2 separate regions of the Mus musculus genome follow, and region 2 is linked to region 1. The links are chromatin loops, found by intact Hi-C in ENCODE. Cell type or tissue: left cerebral cortex. All regions are shown on one strand. Each heading gives the region's core, and the rest is flanking DNA. Links, peaks and the distances in the headings are about the cores only.

Region 1 (7,309 bases), core at 1,251-6,250:
CGAGCTTCCGTATTAAACCTAGAATCTCTACTCAGAGGACCCATGTCAATAAACTCAGCCTGCTCTAGTTTTATGTTCCTTCCACCCTTATCCCACACCCTTAAAATCCATTCCCACACATATTCACCAGGTTTCTGCTTGAATGAATTAGCAAACTCATTAAGCTCCTTAGTAGTGTAGCGAATTTCCTCATGGACTACACTTTCTACCTCCCCTCTAGGAGCCTGTTTTGCTTTGAGTCTGGTTACAGGTCTAGAAGAAACTATTGGTGGGCCGTGAGCAGACTCTGCAAAATTAATTTCCTCATGTGGGGAAGGCATTATTTCAAGAGGTGGGGCTGAGGGTACTACTTCCTCAGGTGGGGCAAACCCTTGAGAATCTGAGGATTCAAAATTCTCAGCTTCAACATGGTCTTCCCACACATCCCCATCCCATGTTGTAGGATCCCATTCTTTGCCAATTAGAGCCCTTACTTTAACTGTCGACACACTCTGAGGCTGAGACTTGAATTTTCGCTGTAGTTCAGCCAACCTTACAATGAGAGTTTCTGTTTGATTTTCTGCAACTTGAGCTCTATTGCTACAAGAGAGAAGATTCTCCTCAAGGACACACTTAGCAACTTTTAGATCGTTTACTTGTGTCTGGAGCCTTTCGATTTTATCACACAACTCCTTCCTTTCATTCATCATTTTTTCCACAGATACTAAGAGCAGCCAGCCAGTAAAATCATTTTTCGATTTTTTCCCCATCTTGTAGAAAGCTTTGTGCACTGAATCACCTAATTCATTAAGAAAATCAAGGGCATTAGCTTCTTTAAGTTCGGAATATAGTTTCAACCATGGGTCTTCAAAATTCTCTGAGCTCCCAGGAGGGAGAGAATCTGGAGAGGTTTCAATAGTTGAAAGTGCTGGTGGATCAACAAGCCAATTCCAGAATTTTAAAAGATTCATCCTTGTACTTCTGTTACTCTAGAACCACTCCTGGTACCAACTTCTGTATTAGTCAGGGTTCTCTAGAGTCACAGAACTTACGGATAGTCTCTAGTTAGTAAAGGAATTTATTGATAACTTACAGTCGGCAGCCCAATTCCTTACAATTGTTCAGTCGCAGCTGTGAATGGAAATCCAAGGATCTAGCAGTTACTCAGTCTCACACGGCAAGCAGGCGAAGGAGCAAGAGCAAGAGCTAGACTCCCTTCTTCCAATGTCCTTATATTGTCTCCAGCAAAAGGTGTAGCCCAGATTAAAGGTGTGTTCCACCACACCTTTAATCCCAGATGAAAGGCATAGCCCAGATTAAAGGTGTGTTCCTTAACTCGGAGATTCAATCTTCTGGAATCCATAGCCACTATGGCTCAAGATCTTCAAACCAAGATCCAGATAAGGATCTCCAAGCCTCCAGATAAGGGTCACTGGTGAGCCTTCCAATTCCGGATTGTAGTTCATTCCAAATATTGTCAAGTTGACAACCAGGAATAGCCACTACACCTATCGAAGAAAAGGGCTATTTTATGTGTACAAAAGATTGCCTGTTTGAGGAGAAATTGGTACTAAAGTTTCCTTTTGTTGTTTTTGGTATACAAAACAATGGGTTTTCTGATCACATTTTCATGCACACATATCATTACAGTTTGTTCTTTCATCCCTTACTACCCTCCTGCCCCTCCTTGCTCCCCTGTTCCTCTCCTTGTTCCTCCCTGCTCCTGCTGGCTCCTTTCCACTCTAACCACTGCCCTTCTGTCATGTCATCTATGTAGGCGATATATATCTGTGTATTTACATATGATTTATGTAGTCATGCTTCTTTTGAGTTATTGTTGGTGACCTTTCCCCTTGAAACAGCGACATTCATCATTCTAAAAGCATCATAATTATCAGCAAAAATTGGGTTTCCATTGCTGTGAAGAAATACCATGACTAAGGCAAATTTATAAAGGACAACATTTAATTGGGGCTGGCTTGCAGGATTCTGAGGTTTAGTCCATTATCATCATCAAGGCAAGGCAGAAAGCATGGCAGCGTCCAGGCAGGCATAGTGCCGAAGGAGCTGAGAGGTCTGCATCTTGTTTCGAAGGCAAAAAGGAGATCTGCTCTTCTGTCCTGGGCGGAGCTTAATCATAACACCTTAAAACCCACCCCCACAGTGATGTACTTCCTCCAACAAGGCCACACCTCCTAATAGTGCCACTTCTCATAGGCCAACATATTCAAACCACCACAGGAAAGAAGCCAGCAGAGAAAGAGAAGTATTGCATGCTCTCATTTAAATATGAAAGCTGGAAAAGTTGGTCTTAAAGAAAAAAAGAGTGTAATAGAAATTTTGAGAGGCTGGGAGAGGTGGAGGCAAGTAGAAGTTGGATAGTGGGTACTGAAATATGGTTAGATACGATAGACAAGTTTTGTGTGATCTACGATAAGAAGAGATGCAGGTGGTCTGTAGCAACTGATCGGATATTTGTTTGAAGAATGAGAAATAAGAACATGACAGTACTCTGTGTCCTGATGTTGGCTATCACATGGACCTGGTCATCACTCTGTGTGTGCTCCGTAAACATGGGTGGTCAGGAGTCCGCTAAAGAAGAAAAGAATTTTAACAAAGTAGCAAAAATATAAAGATACAATTGTATCTTTGAACTTACTCTGAATACTTGACCCGAGTTTCATTGCTTAAACTAAAGGTCTTTGAGTCTGTTGAGCAATTAATTACAGATGCCACAGGTGACGGAACAGATTCTGGGTCAAGTTGGGTCAAGTTCCTACAGCTGCTGGCATCAGGGATAAATGCAACTGGGAAAAAAAGCCCACTGGACTTGGTGCTAAGAACTTTTTTTGTGTGTTTGTTTTGGAAACTCACTATATAATTCAGTGGCCTTGAACTCACGAAGTCCTCCTGTCGCAGCCTCTTGAGTGCTGGAATGAACAGTTCACTGCCATTCCTGGGCTAGTGATTTGGTTTTGTTTCCTGTGCTGAGGGTGGAGTCCAGGATCTCATGAAAACTAAGCAAGCGCTTTACCCCTGAGCTACGTTTCAGCCCAAGCTAAGAACGTTCTAATCACAAAACCTTGGAGAAGAAAAGCATGGACTGTTCGAATTGTGACTCCACCGGCTAGAGAGATGATGGACAGGATAACCTGAATAGAGGCAAGTTTAGGATAGGGATGCAGGTTATAGGGAGAAGCTCTGTTCTCTATGTACCACTGGGTGGGGTTTTAATGTCAAGACTTTACCATACATTTTGGCATGGGAAACTATCTCTACTAGTTTAGACCAAAGATGCTCATAGGGTAAAGTTTCCCTAACTTCCCTCCCCCAATCTTCAGCCCCTGCAATTTTTTTTTTTTAAACGCAGGTGGATGTTTTGCTTGAATGCATGTCTGTGTATCACATGTGTGCCTGGCACTTCAGGAGGCCAGAAGATGGCACCAGAGCCCTTGGAACTGAAGTTACCACTTAGGAACAATGCGGGCAGAGCTGCAATGTAGGCCCTGGGAATCAAACCTAGGATCTCTGGGAAAAAAAAACAGACAGTGCTCTCAACTGCTGAGCCATCTCTCCATCCCTGATATTCCGATGATTGCTCAAGAATTTTATATCTTACACAGCATTTCTAGGCTAAACCAAGCACCACAGAAGTTTCCATTGATTTCATTAGTTAAATGACAGAATAATGGTTTTCAAATCTTCAGGGTGTGGGAGAGCATTGCTATGAAAGAGCATTGCTCTGGGAGAGCATTGCTCTGGGAGAGGAATGCTGAGGGAGAACATTGGTGTGGGAGAGCATTGGTGTGGAGGTGGACTAGGGTTGACCCTTCCAGCATTTTCTAAGTTACTTAGGTAGTCAATCTCTCCTTTCTGGAGTTGTGGTGCCGTGGGGAACCATGTGAGTTCATTCCTCACAGACGCATTCTCTTGTCTGTCCATCATGAGCTGTGTTGGGGGAAGGGACAGGGATGGAGCCTTCCTATTTTATTGCTTACCTGGAAGACAGCGATCTGGGCTTTAAATCTGGAAATGATAGTCTCGTGTCTGTCACCAACAAGCTGATGACGCCGGGCAAGGTGCCTTTCTTTGAGTCTATTTCCTCATTGATTAAATAGAAAAGTGAGTGTTTATTGAAAATCTACAAGCCAGGTTCATGTATTATATTTGTTTAATCTGAGAAGTTGGCCCGCAATGGTTGGCAGGCCAGATCTCAGACCCATGTTATTTGTCTTCCAAGGCTAGGTGTTTTGGGGGCAATGTGGCCAATCATGTCCATGTTTAGCACCACAGAGTTGAATCCCAAGGTTTGCCTCCTAAGAGCCTTAGGAATATGGTATTTCCCAGCTCCTCTCACTTTACAGATCCCTAAAACTTAAGGCTTAAATAGGGTAAGCAACTTACTCAGGATCACATAAATGAGTGGCCTAAATTGTCTGAGAGTACAGGTCTGGGGACCCCGGAACTCGGCCCTGAGAGTCTTCCCATAAGAAAACCTGCTTTTGTTTCATTGGCTTACCTGCAGGTGATGGCTTGCTGGCATCTTAGCTTAAGCCTATGTAGCATGACTTTAGGTATTTATGGGTTAGTCAAGGAACCATAGGGCATGTGGCCCACTAGCAGTAGAATGTTGTCATTGGAAAAGATACCCACTTAAACACATATGTGCTTGGGAATCTCTCTGGCTGTGCATTTTCCCACGGGTTCTCCTGATCTTGATTCTATTTCCAGTTTCCTTTTTTTTTTTTTTAATTTCCAGTTTCAGGGGAGCCAGAATATTTTTGCAGTAGCTCTCCTTGTGGTCGAAGGACCTGGTGAAACCATTTTTTCAAGGGTCCCTGAGTTGAGAATTATTTCTAACAATTACACCAAATTGTTACATATATTTTTCACTCTCACTGACTCTGGAGGTCTTTGGGGGTGACATGGTGTGAGATGTGGTACCAGGACAATGCAGAAGCAGGCACGAGAGTTAGAGCATCTGTTATCCAGCCAGATGTGAATGAGTGGACAGACCTGTAAGATGAATCTTTTGTAGGAAACATGTTCATAAGAATGTACACATGCCTACACACTTTGTGTAATGCTGAAGTTATTTATGCTTAGATCAGTGGTTCTCAACCAGTGGGTGGCGACCCCTCTGGGGGTCGAACGACCCTTTCACAGGAGTCACCTAAGACTAACTGCATATCAGATATTTACATTATGATTCATAACACTAGCAAAATTGCAGTTATGAAGTAATAACGGAATAATTTTATGGTCAGGGGTCACCACAACGTGAGGAACTACACTAAAGGGTCACAGCATTGAGAAGGTTGAGGACCATTGGCTTAGATGGTGTTTGAGAGGGAAGTAACTGGTTCATACTACAAGTAAATATTAGGCCTGTCTGCCAGGTGGTCAGGATTCTAGCTGAGGGTCCTCTCTGACCCCAGAGCCACATGAACTGGCTTGCTCCCCAAACCATTCCAATTTCATCATATTATGATGACAGAAGGTATAATTTCCCATCAGACCCAGGAGCCTCCCACAGGTGGGAGACCCTTTGCCTTCACCAGTACGATTTTTTTTTTTCTGAATGGCAGGTAAACATTAACTCTGTCTACCAGTCAGCATCTTCAGGGATAGTCCTATACTATGGTTGTGATTTGAAAGTGCTTTGAAAAAGAGTTAGCAGGATGGCGAGATAGCTTAGTGGTATCTCAAGCACTGACTGCTCTTCTCAAGGTCCTGAGTTCAAATCCCAGCAACCACATGGTGGCTCACAACCATCTGTAACGAGATCTGACGCCCTCTTCTGGGGTGTCTGAAGACAGCTTCAGTGGACTTACATATAATAAATAAATAAATCCTTTTAAAAAAAAAGAAAGAAAGAAAAAGAAAAAGAGTTAGCTGTGAACTTCAACAAAGGGCTGACAAGCATAAATTAGTCTTACCAAAAGAAAGACAAGGGAAAAACAGACTCAAATGAGCCACCCAGTAAGGAAATTACATACTGTAGCCATCCACAGCTGCTGAGGAGAGCAGAATGCAACTTTGTGCACAAAGTCTCAAAGGAATAGACAAACAGCCCAATGAAATGGATAGTTTTATTGAAATGTAAATGGCCAATAAGTATTTATTATTATTTTTTTTAAGTATTCAGCACCTCTAGCAATCAGAGAGACGCAAATTAAAACTACTTTGGGATACCACCTCATTCCAGTTAGAATGCATCAAGATTCTATCATCGAGAAATCTGACAACAGATGCTGGGGTAAGTAGAACCCTTACTCACTGCTATACTCACTACTGGTGGGGAATGCAAACTAGTATAGCCATTCTGGAAATTAGTATAGAGGTTTCTCAAAAAATTGGAAATAAAACCACCACGTGACCCAGCTATCCCACTTCCTGGCATAAGTCTAAACGACTCAATATTCTTCAACAGAGACACTTTGCATGTCCAATGCTTATTGCTGCTCTTACTCATGATATCTGTGCGGTGGAGCCCATCTCTATGCCCATCAACAGATGAATGGGTAATGAAGATGCGGCTGTCTTAGGGTTGCTATTGCTGTGATAAAACACCATGACCAAAGACAGCTTGGGGAGGAAAGGGTTTATTTAGCTCACAATTCCATATAACAGTTCATCATCGAAGGAAGTCAGGACAGGAACTCAAACAAGGCAGAAACCTGGAGGCAGGAGCCAATGCACAGGCCATGGAGGGGTGTTGCTTACTGGCTTGCTCCTCATGGCTTGCTCAACCTGCTTTCTTGTAGAATCTAGGACCACCAGCCCAGGATGCAAACCACCCACAATGGGCTAGGTTCTCTCCCATCAATCACTAATTAAGAAAATGCCATACAGCCAGATCTTATGGAGGCATTTTCTCAGCTGAGGCTCCTTCCTCTCTGACAATTCTAGCTTTTGGTCAGGTTGACATAAAAGTAGCCAGTACAGGCTCATATACACAGAGTCACAGTAAAAACTAAAGTTATAAAATTTTCAGGAAATGAATCTAGAAGTTATAATATTAACCAAGATGACTCAAACTCTGAAAGACTGAAGCCACATGCTCTCTTATGCCTCTAATGTATACATGAGTATATGCAAATGAGGGTAAATGTGGGTAAACTTAAGGTACTAGAAAGGAGATGAAGAGAGAGTTAAGACTGCTAAGGGAGGATGTGTGATCGTGGGGATAAGGGGTAGGTTGGGACCAAAGGACACATGATGTTCAAGAAAGAAGAGAGACTTACAAGTTGGAGAGACTTACAAGGGGCTGGTGAGCAGGGAAGGGAAAGGAAGGAGAATTATCAAACACTTTGTTTGATAATGACAT
Region 2 (7,309 bases), core at 965-5,964, 57 kb after region 1:
TAGAACATCTGTTTTTATGTCACTGCCTTGCCATTTTTGTTTCTATGGCTCTGCAGTACAGTTTGAAATCAAGTGTCAAGAACCCTCCAGCAGCGAGGTTCATTGTAAGGTTTCTCAGAGTAGACTTTGATTGCCTCATGGAAACATCAGGCTTTGTTAACTCTGTTAAGACTCTCAACCGATGCACACCCCCCCCCCCCTTTTAAAATCAGTGGGTACACTTTTAGAGGCAGTTTCCTACTTCGATGCTTCTGCTCAGGGATGGTGTAATAAGCCATTGATTTTGTTTGTTCCCTGTCTGATTTGCTTTGTATTTGGTATTTTGTGGAGCTGAAAGCTTTTGCTGGCTGGGTTTCTAGTTTGGAGATCGTCTTTGGAGAAGTGTATCTGCTGCCTCACCATGTCCGAGAGCATTCCCAACCCTGTTTTCATCACATCCCTGTTCGTAAGAAATCCACCCACCGACTGGTGCATTTTCAAAACTTTAATGTTGATGTTGTTTGGACCACAGAGTAAAAGCTACACTTTGAAGTTGGGGCCAAACTGGTGAAGCACTTCATTCTAAAACTCTTGTTCTAACAGTAGACTTTTGGTATGTTAGTCTTAAGATTAAAATGGTATGAAATGATTCGGCAGGAAGGAGGCAAAAATGATCACACGGTATAAACTGTTATCAACCAAAGATTCCCCAAACAATTCTATGTGCATCATGAGTATTATTTTCAGTTAACAATTTGGGAGTTCAATAAATGCATCTTAATGTTTGAATTCATATTTTGAGAGCTATTATTTTCAGTTGAGAGTGAGTGGCTGGAGAGTCGGCTCAGCAGTTAAGAATGCTTGCCACTCTTCAGAGAACCCCCGTTTAGTTCCCATATACTTTGGGTGCCTCACAAGCATGTGTTATTCAACTTCCAGGGGGAACCTGACACTTCTGCTGGCCTCCTTGGGCACATGCGCGCACACTCACACATGCCAACACGCACGTACATGTAACTAAAATAAATGGAACATCTTTTTAAAAGACATTAAGTACAGCTTTTAGTACAGTTTTAAGATCAAAATAGTATCCAGTGATTCAGATAGATTTCTACAAAATCCACTGTTTTCTAAAATAATCTTTATTCCTGATTACTTTCTTTTTTGCTTGAATATTTGGATTTTTTAAAAATCCCTTGCAAGGTGGGGTACGGGGTGCTGGAGAGATGGCTCAGTAAAGTGCTTGCTGCTCAAGCTTAAGTACCTGAGTTTTGTTCCCAGTACCCATGTAAAAGCTGTGTGGTAGTCTGCTCGTCCCTGAACCTGGTACGGACTCTTCATTGACTTGTGTTTTGCTGTTGTGACACTAGTTTCCAACATCCCTGAATGACCTTGGATAAACTGCCTTTGGAAGTTTACATTTGACTGATTTTTGGGTGAGCATTCAGGGTACTGGGTTTCAAGATGGCATCTTCATGCATGTGTGCCGTTTGTTTCTGTTTGTCCCTTCCCCTGTCGCCTTCTCTGTGCGGCGCCCCGCCCCATGGTTCCTTTCCCTTCCCAGACAGTCCTCCCTTCTACTTTTATGTCACATTATGGATCCTGTTGCTCTCTTTCCACTTCTGGTAGTGCTCCTTCTCCTCCAGCATCTTCCTGGTCTCACGACCCCTTATATGTTAATACACACACACACACACACACACACACACACACACACACACACAGTTTAAATCTGAGCTCCATGTTTGAGAGAACACTCTGTGATGGTTTTGACTAGCTTTCCCTGGCAAATTCTTTACCTTGAAGTCTCCACTCAAATGCTGCCCCCCTCTATGAAGCCTTCCTCGAACTTGGAAGATCTTTTGCCCAAGGATACCCACAGTGTGTCCCATATTATTGCAAGGGCGAATGCCACTGATGGCTGACTGTAAGCCACAGAGCTACTTTAAACACTCAGAACATTGACTTGGGGGTCTTAAAACGACTACTGGGAATCAAAGTTGATCTGATTCTATATATGAGAAGATGAATCCAGAATGGAAACATCCACCAAGGCCACACAGGGACAGAGTATGGATTCAGGCATTTAGCTGCAGCGCACACTTTATAGACTTTAAAGCACTTAAATTACAGCAGAATGGTTGACCAGCATCGTAGATCCCAGACTTTGAGTGAACGTCCTGAATGAGGCCTGGTAAAGGGTGTTAAGTGGGCACATGGTGATAAATAAAACGAAGATTAAATAAAAACTCCAAAAGGCTGGAAAGCTGGCTCCATGGTTAACAGCAGGACTCACTCTTCTTGCTGGAAGAGGACCTGGGTTCATTTCCCAGAACCCATATGGCTGTTCCCAACTGTCTATTATTTCAGTTTCAGGGACTCTGACACTCTCTTCTGACTCTGGGGTTATCAGACATGCAAATGATACACACATATATATGCATGCAAAATACTCATACACATAGAGTCTTGAAACACACACACACACACACACACACACACACACCCCAAAGCAGGAACTCTAGTTTTAATTGCCCTGGGGGAAGGGATGGGCCCAGGGCCACATAGATGCAAACAAGCAAACAAACCGAAAATAGAGAGGGCCTGAAGAAGGCAGTTGCAGACTTGAGGGCAAGGTGACAGGCAGGTCACAGGAACAGAGTCAAAAATCTTGATACAAATGTGTGTTCTGTTTTAGGGCCTTCGACATTCACAGGCTGAGAAGGTGGGGAATTCAGTAGTTCTTTCCTGGTGGTGGTGGTGGCAGGGCTAGGGGTGGAGAAGAGGGAGGAGAGGTTAGTCTCATATAATTCGTAGCAATTGCATATAACCTATTCTTTACTTCATCTCTGGATTGCTTGCAACACCTAACACACAGTGTAAGTGCCGTGCTAATAGTCGGTCTCTGTTGTATATAGTTCAGAGTACGCCGATGGTTTCCATGTTTAGAACAGAAGCAGCCATCCTAGTCGTAAACACGCTAACCATGTCAGCAACTAGATAGCATCTTGATCAGTGGTGAGAGCTGACTGTACAGGAATCTGGACTCAGCCATGTGTCAAGTAGCCTGTGGATAAGACTCCCCAGAGGAGAATGAGAGGCAGGCAGAAGAGAAAGAACTCACCGAAGTGTCAATAATGTCATTGCACCCTCTTGTGTTGGTGTCCCAAACAGGACTTAGCACAGCAGGTACTACACACAGGTCTGTTAAGGGGAGGATTAATGAATGAACGAATGCCTCGATGATGGTTGGCAGGATTATGCCCCCTCTTTTCTAAGGCCCCGTCTCCCACCATAAAATGGTACTAGCGAGGTGGTTGGTAAGTGGGCGGCAGCAACTACCCGCGCCTGGGCAAAGACGGCCGGCCTGCGCAAGCGCGTTCGCTGGAGGGTAAAAGTCGTTCGGTCTGCGAGGACAGTGACCGCCTTCCTTAGCGGTCCCTCTAGAGCGCCTACGGTGCGCTGGGTAGGAGACGGCACGAGGAGGGAAATGGGTTCTATGTCTAGAGTCGGGCTAACGCTAGGAGGAAGCCAGCGGATCTTGGAGGTGAGAAGACCGCGGTGGCGCAGGGCTCGGCCATCGCCTCTAGGAGACGCCCCTCCGGGATAGGGATGAGAAGGAGAACGCTTTGGAGAGAGAAGCCTGAGAATCCTACAGGCTGGTGTTTTTCATCTGGGACATTCCGGAGTCCAGGAGAGAGCAGGTGAGAGTACACAAAGGGTCCTCACGCTTAAGCTGGCAGAATGACCGGCACACCCTGCATGGTACTGAGGACCAGAGCAGCGCCAACGGGCTGGCAAGTGGTGAGGTGCCAGGGTCCAGTCCTCTCCATAGAGGGCTGGTGCCAAGCACTGAAATCTGCAAACGCCTCACTCTGCCGCGGGGTGGCAGAGTCCTGGGACAGACACTCCCCACAGACCCCGAGGGGTGGCTCCGCCCCAGGACCGCAGGGAGGCCTGGCAATGGGGGGCGGAGTTGTAGCCGCCCCCAATCCGGTGGGACCGCGCGTCCCCCTTTTAAGCTCGTGAAGCTTCTAGCTGCCTCGCAATCTTTTCTCCCTCCAGTCAGTCTCCCTTTCACGCGATGGATTCGGCGAAGACTTGTGTGACCAAGTTCAAGTCCTTTGCGATTTTGCTCTTCACCCCGATCCTGATGCTTCCACTCGTCATTCTGATACCTGACAAGGTCAGTTGCGTGTCTGGGCAGCCTGGCGGAATCCGGGTGCCCAGTGCAATAACGGGCACGGAACCCGGGAACGCTGAGCTGGAACGCATAGATTCCTCCGTGGGGACGAGCTCCCCTGGGACGCGTGCTCAGACGCTCCAGGCACCAGATAGGAGGTGCTCTGCAAAGAATCCGAGGGACGCACAGACCCTAAGGTGAACACGTCCTAGAGTGCACCGATTTCAGGGCGCAAGAGCCGTCCGGGCAAACACGGAAACCTGGACGTTAGAACAGATCTGAACCACACAGACCCCTCGACAGGCTTAGCCTCTGACTCAAAATCTCCTCCCAGAGTGCACAACCAACGCTAGTCCAGCTCAAAGATAATGCTCGAGCTAGTAGAGACTCTGAAGGCTGGGCTTTCTTTCCCTCTGTGCCTCTTCTCTAGGAAAGAGAGATTTCCTAGCTGTAGATGCCTTCAGGCAGGGAACTACAGGAACAGAGTGGATCATGCCTTTGCCATAATCTGGCCTTGATATTTGAAGCTCAGGTTCCCCATCTATGATCTATATTTCTTTCTAGCTCGGAAGCCAAGGAAGCCACTCTCGAGTTCAAATCCTGCTGCAGCCTGAAAGGCAGGTCGGGCACTGCCCACCGCCTGCTGAGGCAGTCAGTGTGAGGAGGCAGGACGTATTCCCAGAGCTCACGCCTTGGGTGGCATGGCTCTCGGTTGCTGGGGAAGCTGAGTCCCATTCCCTGGCCTCCTGGTGCTCCTGGGAGGAAGGGAGAGAATGAATGGCCTTGGCTGCAGAGCAGAGGAGGGCGGGAGCGCTGGCCCCGGCTCTGTCAGGCTGTGTGCAGCCAGTTTGGCGAGGCCAGGGCTCTTTGAAGCCTTATGTGGCTACCCTTTCACTCTCAGCCCAGACAGGAAACCTTGCTCGGATCCTGCTTCCCCTCCACAGGCAGGTTTGAGAAACAGTGGCTCTCTTCAGGGAAGGTTTTGAGAGGAGAGGGGTGTCCCCTGGTGGGCTTCTAGTCATTTCACATTGTGCCTTTCAGCAAGACCCTTTGCTCTCCGGGCCCCGGGTGCTTTGATGGGTACAATGGGGTGACTGGATTCTGGGAGTAAAAGGGGATCATTCCGGCTCCTAGGATTGGGGCGCGGGGGGGGGGGCAGAGGAAACATACTGAGCAGAGGCTCCACATGGGCCAAGGAGAGCAGAGCAACTGTGCGGACTCATCCGCTGCCACTCTGTTAGCGAGCATCCAGAGATTCGGGGCCATTCCCGTCTGTGGGAGGCATCCAGGTTAGGAAGCTGTGATTTTAGCTCTGCTGGCGGGGAGTGATGTTCCTTGGAATAATTATAGTTGCTTGCTTGACCTTTCTGGTAGAGGACAGTGTAACCAGGATCCCACTTTATCCCTGGCTCATGCATGTGTATGCGCACGTGTGCACACCCCCCCCCCCCCAACACACACACATACACTCAGAGAGAGACAGAGACAGAGACAGACAGACAGGTAGGCAGGCAGAGGGGGAATATAAATATCAGTGAGTTAGGTTCCCAACCGGGTGTATTAATACATCTATATGCCCTGGGACTGAAAATTTAGGGACTGGGAGGCCATTTTGGAGGTTCTTCCAAAAGGCAGTCTTCCTGTACCTTCTCTCCAAGTGGCTTGGTGCCTGGGAGCCTGGGTCTTTGGCTCCCTATTTTTGCCCTCTGTCCCTCTTTTTGCTCACCACCAAAGACCACCCTGTTCCCATTCACCATGCCCTTCATTGGGCAAGAAAACCCAGAGATACAGAACACTCCAGGACAGAGAGAGAGAGAGAGAGAGAGAGAGAGAGAGAGAGAGAGTCAGACTGTCCCCAGGGGCATCCTGACCATCACTGTCCCTACAGGATGATGGTCCCCAGCACACACTGCCCTCTGTGCTCCATGGCCCCTCTTCAGGCTTTCATATTCTCTTCCACCTTGCTTGCTTCCTGGCCTCCCCTCTGATCCACTTTTTCTCTGAGCCTTCCTCTGCTTCTAAAACCCATTTTAATAAAACCAGTGACAACTTTAATCATGTTACCTTGTTAATCTTGTAAGAAATCCTTATTTTCAGAAGTCTAAAGTATCAAGTAAAATAAGGTACCCTCATTGCCTTATTATTAATGTTTTAGTGGACAGATAGACAGTTCTCCAAATACCAGTCACACACACACACACACACACACACACACACACACACACACACACACTGGGGAGTACAGAGGGACAGGGGAGAGTTTTGCTTACCCCATTTTCATTCTGTAGCACGAACCATATAAGGGTATTTTACTCAACACTGGTCTATATTTCTAGTTGTGACTCTATCAGATTGTATCATAGAATGATGTCATAGCCACATCACTCTGCCTTAGTTGACCATAATGATGCCACCTAAGGCTTAGAACATGCCCCTTGCAGACCAGTGTGTGAGTGTCCTTAGATGAACTCTCAACCCTGGCTGATTACACTGTGCACATCTATGTGCACCGCCTTTCAACTGCGGTGCCTGCTCCCATCTCAGCTCCCAGTTGCTTTTCCAGACACCTTCTCAGTACCAGGGAAGTGCAGTAAGTATTATTTGTATGTGTGTGAGCTTGCACATTTGGAGGCTAGAGATCAACATCAGGCACAGTTTCCTCAGCTGCCATCCAGCTGTTTGTTGAGACAGGCTCTCTCAGTGGCCTGGATCTGGCCACACAAGCTGGGCTGGCCTGTCTCCACATTCTTGGAGCTGGTACAAGTGTGTGCCACAGAACCTGGTGTTTTCCTTTGTTCTAGGGATCAAGTGCAGGTCCCCATGCTTACAGAGTAAGACGTTCCTGATTGAGCTCTCTCTCCAGTTCCCTCCCCAGACTTTCCCAACATCCCATTCCTACTCTGCACTCTCCATGGGCACGGTGGGAGTTTGTATTAGGAAGGGTCTAGTATGTTAATTGATTCATTAGGACTGAGACATCTCCTGGGCTTCCTGCTGGTGGGTGGAAATGAGGAGTCAGTTAGCCTAGTGGTCCATCTTCTCCCGGGGTGGGTGAGTGGGGTGCCCTAGGGCATTTACTGTCCGAGTTCTGAGAATAAAGGTTATTAAGGAGTTTCTGGGTGTCACACATTCTGTATGGCCCCTCTG

What was found. Hi-C counts contacts between places; a loop is a spot of excess contacts. Peaks named below come from ENCODE experiments on the same cell type or tissue, not always from the same donor. Only the 100,000 strongest peaks of a DNase experiment are listed, where the experiment ranks them.
Region 2: it touches region 1 in a loop (1.9-fold over the local background); 2 of 42 quality-filtered maps call a loop at or near these places.

What each region holds. Positions count from the first base shown.
Region 1 is chr11:72,320,715-72,328,023 of GRCm38, reverse strand. No RefSeq gene overlaps it. Among named protein-coding and RNA genes, the nearest start is that of Fbxo39, 9.9 kb to the right of the region's middle. In left cerebral cortex, for the core only: a CTCF peak has its summit at 3,410 (motif pointing right); a DNase peak (open chromatin) is centred at 3,405.
Region 2 is chr11:72,263,320-72,270,628 of GRCm38, reverse strand. Slc13a5 (solute carrier family 13 (sodium-dependent citrate transporter), member 5) reads left to right here and starts at 4,025. Exons shown (of 12, transcript NM_001004148.4): 1 at 4,025-4,165. The coding sequence starts at 4,064. It overlaps 1700051A21Rik (RIKEN cDNA 1700051A21 gene), which reads right to left and starts at 3,785. Exons shown (of 2, transcript NR_045922.1): 1 at 3,104-3,785; 2 at 2,073-2,748. In left cerebral cortex, for the core only: a CTCF peak has its summit at 3,854; DNase peaks (open chromatin) are centred at 3,413, 3,896, 4,937 and 5,428; H3K4me3 peaks cover 2,017 bases; H3K27ac peaks cover 1,844 bases.